2 separate regions of the Homo sapiens genome follow, and region 1 is linked to region 2. Evidence: chromatin contacts called from ENCODE Hi-C data. All regions are on one chromosome and are shown on one strand. Each heading gives the region's core, a stretch centred on a gene start or an enhancer-like site at or near the end of the contact. The rest is flanking DNA. Distances are from core to core; before and after follow the strand shown. Region 1 holds the start of KLHL23 (kelch like family member 23). Region 2 holds the start of BBS5 (Bardet-Biedl syndrome 5).

The links. Hi-C counts contacts between places; a loop is a spot of excess contacts on that map. Pooled maps may share reads with other maps.
Region 1: a loop to region 2 is called in a pooled map, with 4 times the contacts of the local background. The contact joins the promoter of KLHL23 here to the promoter of BBS5 in region 2. A Hi-C loop is called at or near these places in 6 of 50 pooled maps.

The regions. Positions count from the first base shown.
Region 1 is chr2:169,731,730-169,735,472 of GRCh38, forward strand. KLHL23 (kelch like family member 23) reads left to right here and starts at 2,103. Exons shown (of 4, transcript NM_144711.6): 1 at 2,103-2,358; 2 at 3,284-3,743. The coding sequence starts at 3,286. The region is part of intron 3 of PHOSPHO2-KLHL23 (PHOSPHO2-KLHL23 readthrough); the gene reads left to right. RefSeq lists silencers at 1,974-2,413, 2,434-2,503, 2,614-2,793.
Region 2 is chr2:169,477,793-169,481,516 of GRCh38, forward strand. BBS5 (Bardet-Biedl syndrome 5) reads left to right here and starts at 1,702. Exons shown (of 12, transcript NM_152384.3): 1 at 1,702-1,820. The coding sequence starts at 1,762. RefSeq lists enhancers at 1,516-1,625, 1,636-1,975.

The DNA.
Region 1 (3,743 bases), core at 853-3,352, 250 kb after region 2:
ATGAAGGGCAAGCTATAATTACTATTAACTATGAAGTTCATAATTTCTGAAGAAATGTTAAGAAGATGCTAATTTCCAAATTAAGGTTGTGATGCAGAATTAAGTGTAAATATTCTTTCATTATAGTAGCTAACATTTATATATCAAGTCCTAAGTGCTTCATTATTAATTTGTCTTTCCAATAACCTTAGGTTAGGTTGAGAAAGTATCCATGTTGTCTGTGTTTTACAGATCTGAAGACGAAGGATCAGAGAAGTTTAGTAATTTGTGAGAGGCTATATGTTGGATAAGTGGCAGAGATGAGCCTTAAGCCCGAAACTAAATCTCATATGCTTTCCTTTTCTAACTATACTGTTTACCAGATGTTGGGATGTTAAACTTTCATCCTTCTTCCTTTTGGGTCCAACACATTCTCTTATTTGTCCATAAGAATCACCTGCTGCCCTTGATTAGAATGCAGATCCCTAGGTCTCCACCCCGCAGACGTCTGTGCGTGGGGTGTGGTAGTTGTGGGGGCTGCATAACCAGCATCTTACATAATTCAATTAAGATGATCTGACTTGTGGAATTAAACTAAAACCCACCCACAGGAGAACCAACAGATGCTATTTATTCAGAGTTTGCTGTAGAAGGGAGTCCCACTCACCATCACTTTGTCAGAGGCTCAAAGGTGGGGCAGACGAGTGGGAAAGCTTTATAGAAGTGAAGAAAAGCCCCCGGTATGCTCTGATTGGAAGTTGTTGGCATGGGAAAGCTGCAGGTGGGCTACTAGAAGCGGGGGTATTTTATGTGATGGGTTTGCGGAACATATTTGGCTTTCTCTGGTTGGTGCAGAGGTGGAACTAGGGGTAAAAATAGGGAAGTTGCACTTTGGAAGTCCCAGGCAGGAAGATCGCTTGAGTCCAGGAGTTTGAGACCAGCCTGGGCAACATAGTGAGACCCTGTCATGAAAAAATATTTAAAATTTTTCAAAAATTGCACATCTGTAGTCGTAGGTACTTGGGAGGTTGAGGCAGAGGATCTCTTGAGACCAGGAGATCGAGGCTGCAGTGAGCTAAGATCGTGCGACTACATTCCAGGCTGGGCAACATAGCAAGACCCTGTCTCAAAAAAGAAAAAAAATAGGGAAATTGCCAGTCGTTGACTACTTCCTGACTGTTCTGGTTCAGCTGCTACCAAGGTTGTGGTCTGGCTTCCTGGGCTTCTTATGTGGTTCAGAGTTCTGTTGTCACATACTATCTGGCCATTCATGTATATTGCGTTTCTGAGACCATACTCTGGGAAACACATGGTCCTCTGGTGGTGGTGAAGGTCCCTGTGAGCTAGGGACCATCTGTCAACACTCTTATCACTACTAGTGTCTATCCCTATCAGGCACTAGAAGCACTTAATAAAATCTTGCGAATGAATGAATGAATGATATACAAAAATATTTGATACTGGCTTTAGTTGGAACAAGAAAATGAACTTTGTGTACCACATAGACATCTGTGACTAGAGTGGCCGTCACCAGAAAGGCTGCTCCTTCCAGCTGCTATGCTCTAAATACAATAACCTGAATCTTAGCACGACTGGACTTCGCCTGGACTTCGCCTTGGCCCCGGCTGCCCAAAGTTTCTCTCAAAGCTTCAGCTTAACCCCTGATGTGCTCACCAGCACCAAGGCGCCCTCCTGAGTGCTTTGCTGGGGGTGGGATGGCGTTTGTGGGAAAGGCCGGCTACTTCTGGCATTTCAACGGCGCCTCCAATCCCTGACCTTTAGTTGTGCCCCATTCTCTCCACTCTTTCCCCCTTCTCTGTCCTCACGATTGAGTCTGGGCTGGCGAAGCCTACTGAGGGAGGGGAGTGTACACACATGCACACGCGCGCGCGCGCACACACACACACACACACACACACTCATATATGGTGTTATTAATAATTCAGGACTCAGAGTTTATCTAAGAGAAGACGCTCGACCGGGTGTGAGAGAGCGCGCGGGACAGAGAGCGAGCCAAGGAAGGGGAAGGCGGCGGCGCGCGCTGTCTCCTGGGGAAGCAGTCCCACCTGCTGTGGGGGGCGCCGCTGGGGAGGGGCCGAGCCGTGCTCACGCCTGCACGCCCCGCCCCGCTCGCCGCACGGCCCGGCGACGGGGGAGTTCCCGCGAGTGGCCTCGCGCCCAGACCGTGCGGGGGGCTGTTCGGGTGGAGGCGGGGGAGCCGCCGGGACACCAAAATAGGAGCTGCTTGTGGGGTGGAGCGGCACTAGCTGGCGGCTTCCGAGCGCCTCTTCCAAAGATGGTCAGAGGGGCCGGAGGCGTCCCCGCTCCCGCTCGCTACTAGCCCGCGGGCCAGCGCCGCGTCCCGAGCCCCGGCGGGAGGTAGGTGCGGTGTGGACCCGCAGCCCGAGGCCGGCCTGCTGGGAGCGAGCGGGGCCGGGCGCGGGGAGCGGGGCCGGGCGCGGGCAGCGGGGCCGGGCGCGGGCAGCGAGGCCGCGCGGGAGAGGAGCGCAGACAATGGCCGCGCGGGCGCCGGGCCGGGCCGAACGCGTTGCGCTGGGGCTGCCTGCGGCGTCCTTCCCACACCTGCGCGGAGCGCCGGGCAGAGGGACGCGGGCACCGGGCCCGCGGGCGGCACGCGGCGCCCTCGAGTCCAGCCCCGCTCCTGGCCCCGGGGCGGGGCGGTCTCCGGGCGGGAACGTGGGCCGGGGCCCAGGCGCGGGGCGCGCGGAAACCCCTGCGGCGGGCGCGGGGGAGGGGGCGAGGGCTGCAAGGGCTGCGCCGAGCTGCCTTCCTTTCTCTCCTTCCTTAAGCGAAAGGGCTCGGGATTTCCCTTTTCCGAGACCTCTTCTTGTCCATTTATATTTCCATCATCCCTTTCTTGGCATTTCGATGTGATTTGAAAGGGAGACGAGCTTGGGGAAAAGGTTGAATTGGGGCCGAGCCGAGACAGCTGAGGTCCGGCCTCGAGTGGGGTGACCCTCGGACACTTGCCTTGCCTAGTGTGGGATCTCATCTCCGAACGCCAGGCCAGGGTAGATTGCGGTGAATGGAATAGCAAATCAGTACTCTCAAAAGGACTACTGAAAAATCCAGGAGCCTCATTTCAAGCTCCGAGCTACCCTGAATTTAAATTGACCACCATATAAATGATCAAACAGTCCATCCACATTTTGCATTTATTATTTAGATGCTGAACTTAGTCCAGTTTTGGAGTATATCCGATGATAGTCAAGTTATTTAGCGTTGATTATTTGAGAGAATGTGCAACATTGAAAACACATTTGTTATTTCATATTTATTGCAGCCATGGCTCTAAAAGGACAAGAAGATTATATTTATCTTTTCAAGGATTCAACACATCCAGTGGATTTTCTGGATGCATTCAGAACATTTTACTTGGATGGATTATTTACTGATATTACTCTTCAGTGTCCTTCAGGCATAATTTTCCATTGTCACCGAGCCGTTTTAGCTGCTTGCAGCAATTATTTTAAGGCAATGTTCACAGCTGACATGAAAGAAAAATTTAAAAATAAAATAAAACTCTCTGGCATCCACCATGATATTCTGGAAGGCCTTGTAAATTATGCATACACTTCCCAAATTGAAATAACTAAAAGAAATGTTCAAAGCCTGCTTGAGGCAGCGGATCTGCTACAGTTCCTTTCAGTAAAGAAGGCTTGTGAGCGGTTTTTGGTAAGGCACTTGGATATTGATAATTGTATTGGAATGCACTCCTTTGCAGAATTTCATGTGTGTCCAGA
Region 2 (3,724 bases), core at 452-2,951:
GACTTTTTTTTGGAGCCAGAGTTTCGCTCTTGTTGCCCAGGCTGGAGTGCAATGGTGTGATCTCGGCTCACTGCAACCTCCGCCTCCCGGGTTCAAGTGATTCTCCTGCCTCAGGCTCCCGAGTAGCTGGGATTACAGGCGTCCACCACCGTGCCCAGCTAATTTGGGGTTTTTAGTAGAGATGGGGTTTCACCATGTTGGCCAGGCTGGTCTCGAACTCCTGACCTCAGGTGATCCGCCCACCTCGGCCTCCCAAAGTGCTGGGATTACAGGCCTGAGCCACAGCGCCCAGCCCAAGCAGAGATTTAAGTGACAAAGGGCAGGCCTATGCAGAGGTCTGGGGAAACAGTGTTCCAGGCAAAGGAAGGGGGCCCTCCAAAGTCTCTGAGCCCTGTCTGGCAAGAGAGCAGCCAGAAGTGAGGGTGGTTGGAGGTTGCAGACATAGGCAGGGCCACATTGAGCTAGGCCCAGGTAAGGAATTTGAAGCTTTAACTCTAAATTTCTTTTTTCCTCATTCTAAAACCATCCCAATAAAATTTATAAAAGTAATCAGGGAAGAAAGTGTGGGGGAGGGGACAAAAATAAACCAAGCTTGCAGCCAATTCGGCATTAATCATGAGGTCAGCTTCCTCTCTGACCTGCTTGCTCAGAGTTGTTTGGTGCCTATTGTCCTAGAATCATGCAGACCCTGTCACAAGATTATAGTTCCCTTCTATTGCTCTATAGAGAACAACTTGAACATTATGAAATACTCAGTTTTCCCTTTGAGATAGTCTTTCAGATCCTGCATACCAATGAAACTACTGCCTCAGCTGGCCTGAAGGATCCCACTGATGCCAGCTGGTCTGAGGAACCCGTGAGAAACTGATTCAGCAAAGAATGCAGCTTCCCTATCCTGATGATTTCATCTCCCTTACTCCGACCAATCAAGGACCCCAATTTTCCAGCCCCTCGCCCTCTGTGATCCTCTTAAAAACCTCAGCCCAGAACTCTTGGGAAGATAGATTCGAGGATCTCTTCCCATCTCTTTGCTAGGTGCCCTGCAATCATTAAACTCTTTCCCTGCTGCAAACTCTGCTGTCTTCGTGTAATGGGTTTGTTACTGCACAGCAGGCATACGAACCTGTTGATCCTATATCTCTATCACCTAGGCTGGAGGGCAGAGGCACGATCATAGCTCCCCGCAGCCTCCACCTCTTGGGTTCAAGAGATCCTCCCGCCTCAGCCTCCCGAGTAGTTGAGCCTGCAGGCGTGCACCACCACCCCTGGCTAATTTTGGGTTGGTTTTGTTTGTTTGTTTGTGTTTGTAGAGATGAAGTTTCGCTATGTTGCCCAGGCTAGTCTCGAATTCCTGGCCTCAAGTGATCCTCCAGCCTCGGCCTCCCAAACTGCAGGGATTACAGGCAGAAGCCACCATGCCCGGCTAATAACCTGAATCTCTTGACGGTGAAGAGAAATAAGGAGAGGGGTAAAATGGCTAAAGGATGTCTGTTTGGAGGCAAGGAAGGTCGCCCAGAGGTCAGGCACGCTCCCCTTGGCGGACACAGCTGGGCTTCTCAGAGACTCCTAAATCCTGCCTCGCATCTCAAATCGGCTTAACGACGCGAAAGAGCTGGGCGACGCGCGCGCACTCTCGCGGAAGCTTGAGTCTCGGCGCCCGCCGTAGACGTCGTGACAGAGGCGGCCCGTTGCCTTGGAGCCAGAGAGACGCAGCTAGGCCTGCACGGCTGTGGAGAGATCCTGCCACGGGCCTTGTTCACCATGTCGGTGCTGGATGCGCTTTGGGAGGATCGGGATGTCCGTTTCGACCTGTCCGCGCAGTGAGTTTCCAAGATTCCCGAGGGATCTTCAACCCTGTAGAGGGCGCCGCCGTGCGCGTTAGGGACCCGCGGGCGGAGACTGCACCTCCGCAGCTCGCGGCCCTGGTGAGGGTGGGAGGCTTGCGCCGGTCGTCCGCGCCTCGAGAGACCTCAGGCTGGTTGGGCCACTGTGGCCCTCTCGAGGCCGGCGCCGCGGCAAGAGCGCATCGGCATTACACAGTTTTGGTCCCATGCGACCTCCGGTTCCCCCATCCTGGCCCGCGGGACGGATCAGGAATGTGAACCTGAGCACGACCGGGGCCACCCGGGGCTTAGCGTCCCGTATACACCCACGTGAGCTTGGGATTTCAGTTTCATGGAAGGAACGTAGGTCAGGGACTCAGGAAACTAGGGTTCTAAAAGTAGATGTGTAATATCGACCCACAGTGTGGGCCCTTGAGCAGATGTCTTCATCATTCAAGCTAGAATCCTCATGTCTGTAAAATAAGGGAGGTGGGAGTAAGGCAGTCGTCAAAAATTACTAACCGCGCAAACTTTATGTCCTTGGTAAGCTTTCATCTAGTTATTCATATCAGTCACCAACAAGAAGGAGTCTTCTTTTGCAACCTGTTTTTGGAAATTATCATACATTAAATAGAAACCATGTTTTTGGAAAGTATCGTAAAGAAAAAGTGGTTAGAAACCTCCTACTCCAAAATCCAGGGCGGGAAATGCCGGTTGGGTTACTAAGTGTTGAGAAACGCTAAAGCTAAGATTCCTGGATTAATGGCATGGAGCTTCTTAGCTACTTCTTATCGTTCCTTATCATGGACCTCCCCTCCTTAGGTGGAATCGTTCCTTATCATGGACCTCACCTCCTTAGATGGAATCGTTCCTTATCATGGACCTCACCTCCTTAGATGGAAAAATGAAATATTGATAAATTTCTCAGGTTAAGTATAGCTAGATATCTAATGCTAACATGTTAGACCCTTTAAGAAGATGAAAGAGAAAGGAATTCGTAAAATTACGGACTGTAGTAACATATTGCGCACTTTCTATGACATTTTCTGTCATTCTTTTTTTTTTTTTTTTTTTTTTTTTTTTGAGACAGAGTTTCGCTCTTGTTGCCCAGGCTGGAGTGCAATGACGCGATCTCGGCTCACTGCGACCTCCGCCTCCCAGGTTCAAGCAATTCTCCTGCCTCAGCCTCCAGAGTAGCTGGGATTACAGGCACGCACCAACACGCCTGGCTAATTTTGTATTTTTAGTAGAGACGGGGTTTCTCCATGTTGAGGCTGGTCTCGAACTCCTGACCTCAGGTGATCCGCCCGCCTCGGCCTCCCAAAGTGCTGGGATTACAGGCGTGAGCCACTGCGCCCGGCGACATTTTCTGTCTTTCTTGTAGGGTTCTTAATCCAAACAAAAGTCCGTTTCAGTAACATTAGTAAACATTTATCCATGTTTTATTACGTGCTAGTTACTGGGCCGATAGCTAGAGACAGAAAATAATAGGAAATGATATTCATATCCCCCCGTTCTAGTGCAGGAGATACATACAGACAACCACTATAATAAATGTGGTAAATACCATTCTGAAAAAATGAGCGAAAAGCTGAGACTCATAGAAACAGAACAATTTATTCTACCTGGTGAAGTCCTTGAAGAAGAATAAATATTCATAGTATTTGAGTTGTTCCCTGAAGAATGGGCAGAGCCTTGTCAGGGTAGACAGGAGGAGAGTATTCCAGAAAAGAAGAAAAGAATTTAGCGTTAGAAGCAGTCTTGGAGCTGTAACCTCATTAGCTAAAGGCAGGGTCTGCTGCAGAGAGAGGTTGGAAGTACAAATAGATAAATTAGCCAGATTGTAACATTTTTAGCTCAGGATTTTGGACTTCAACTTCTAGGCAGCAGGAAGATATAGA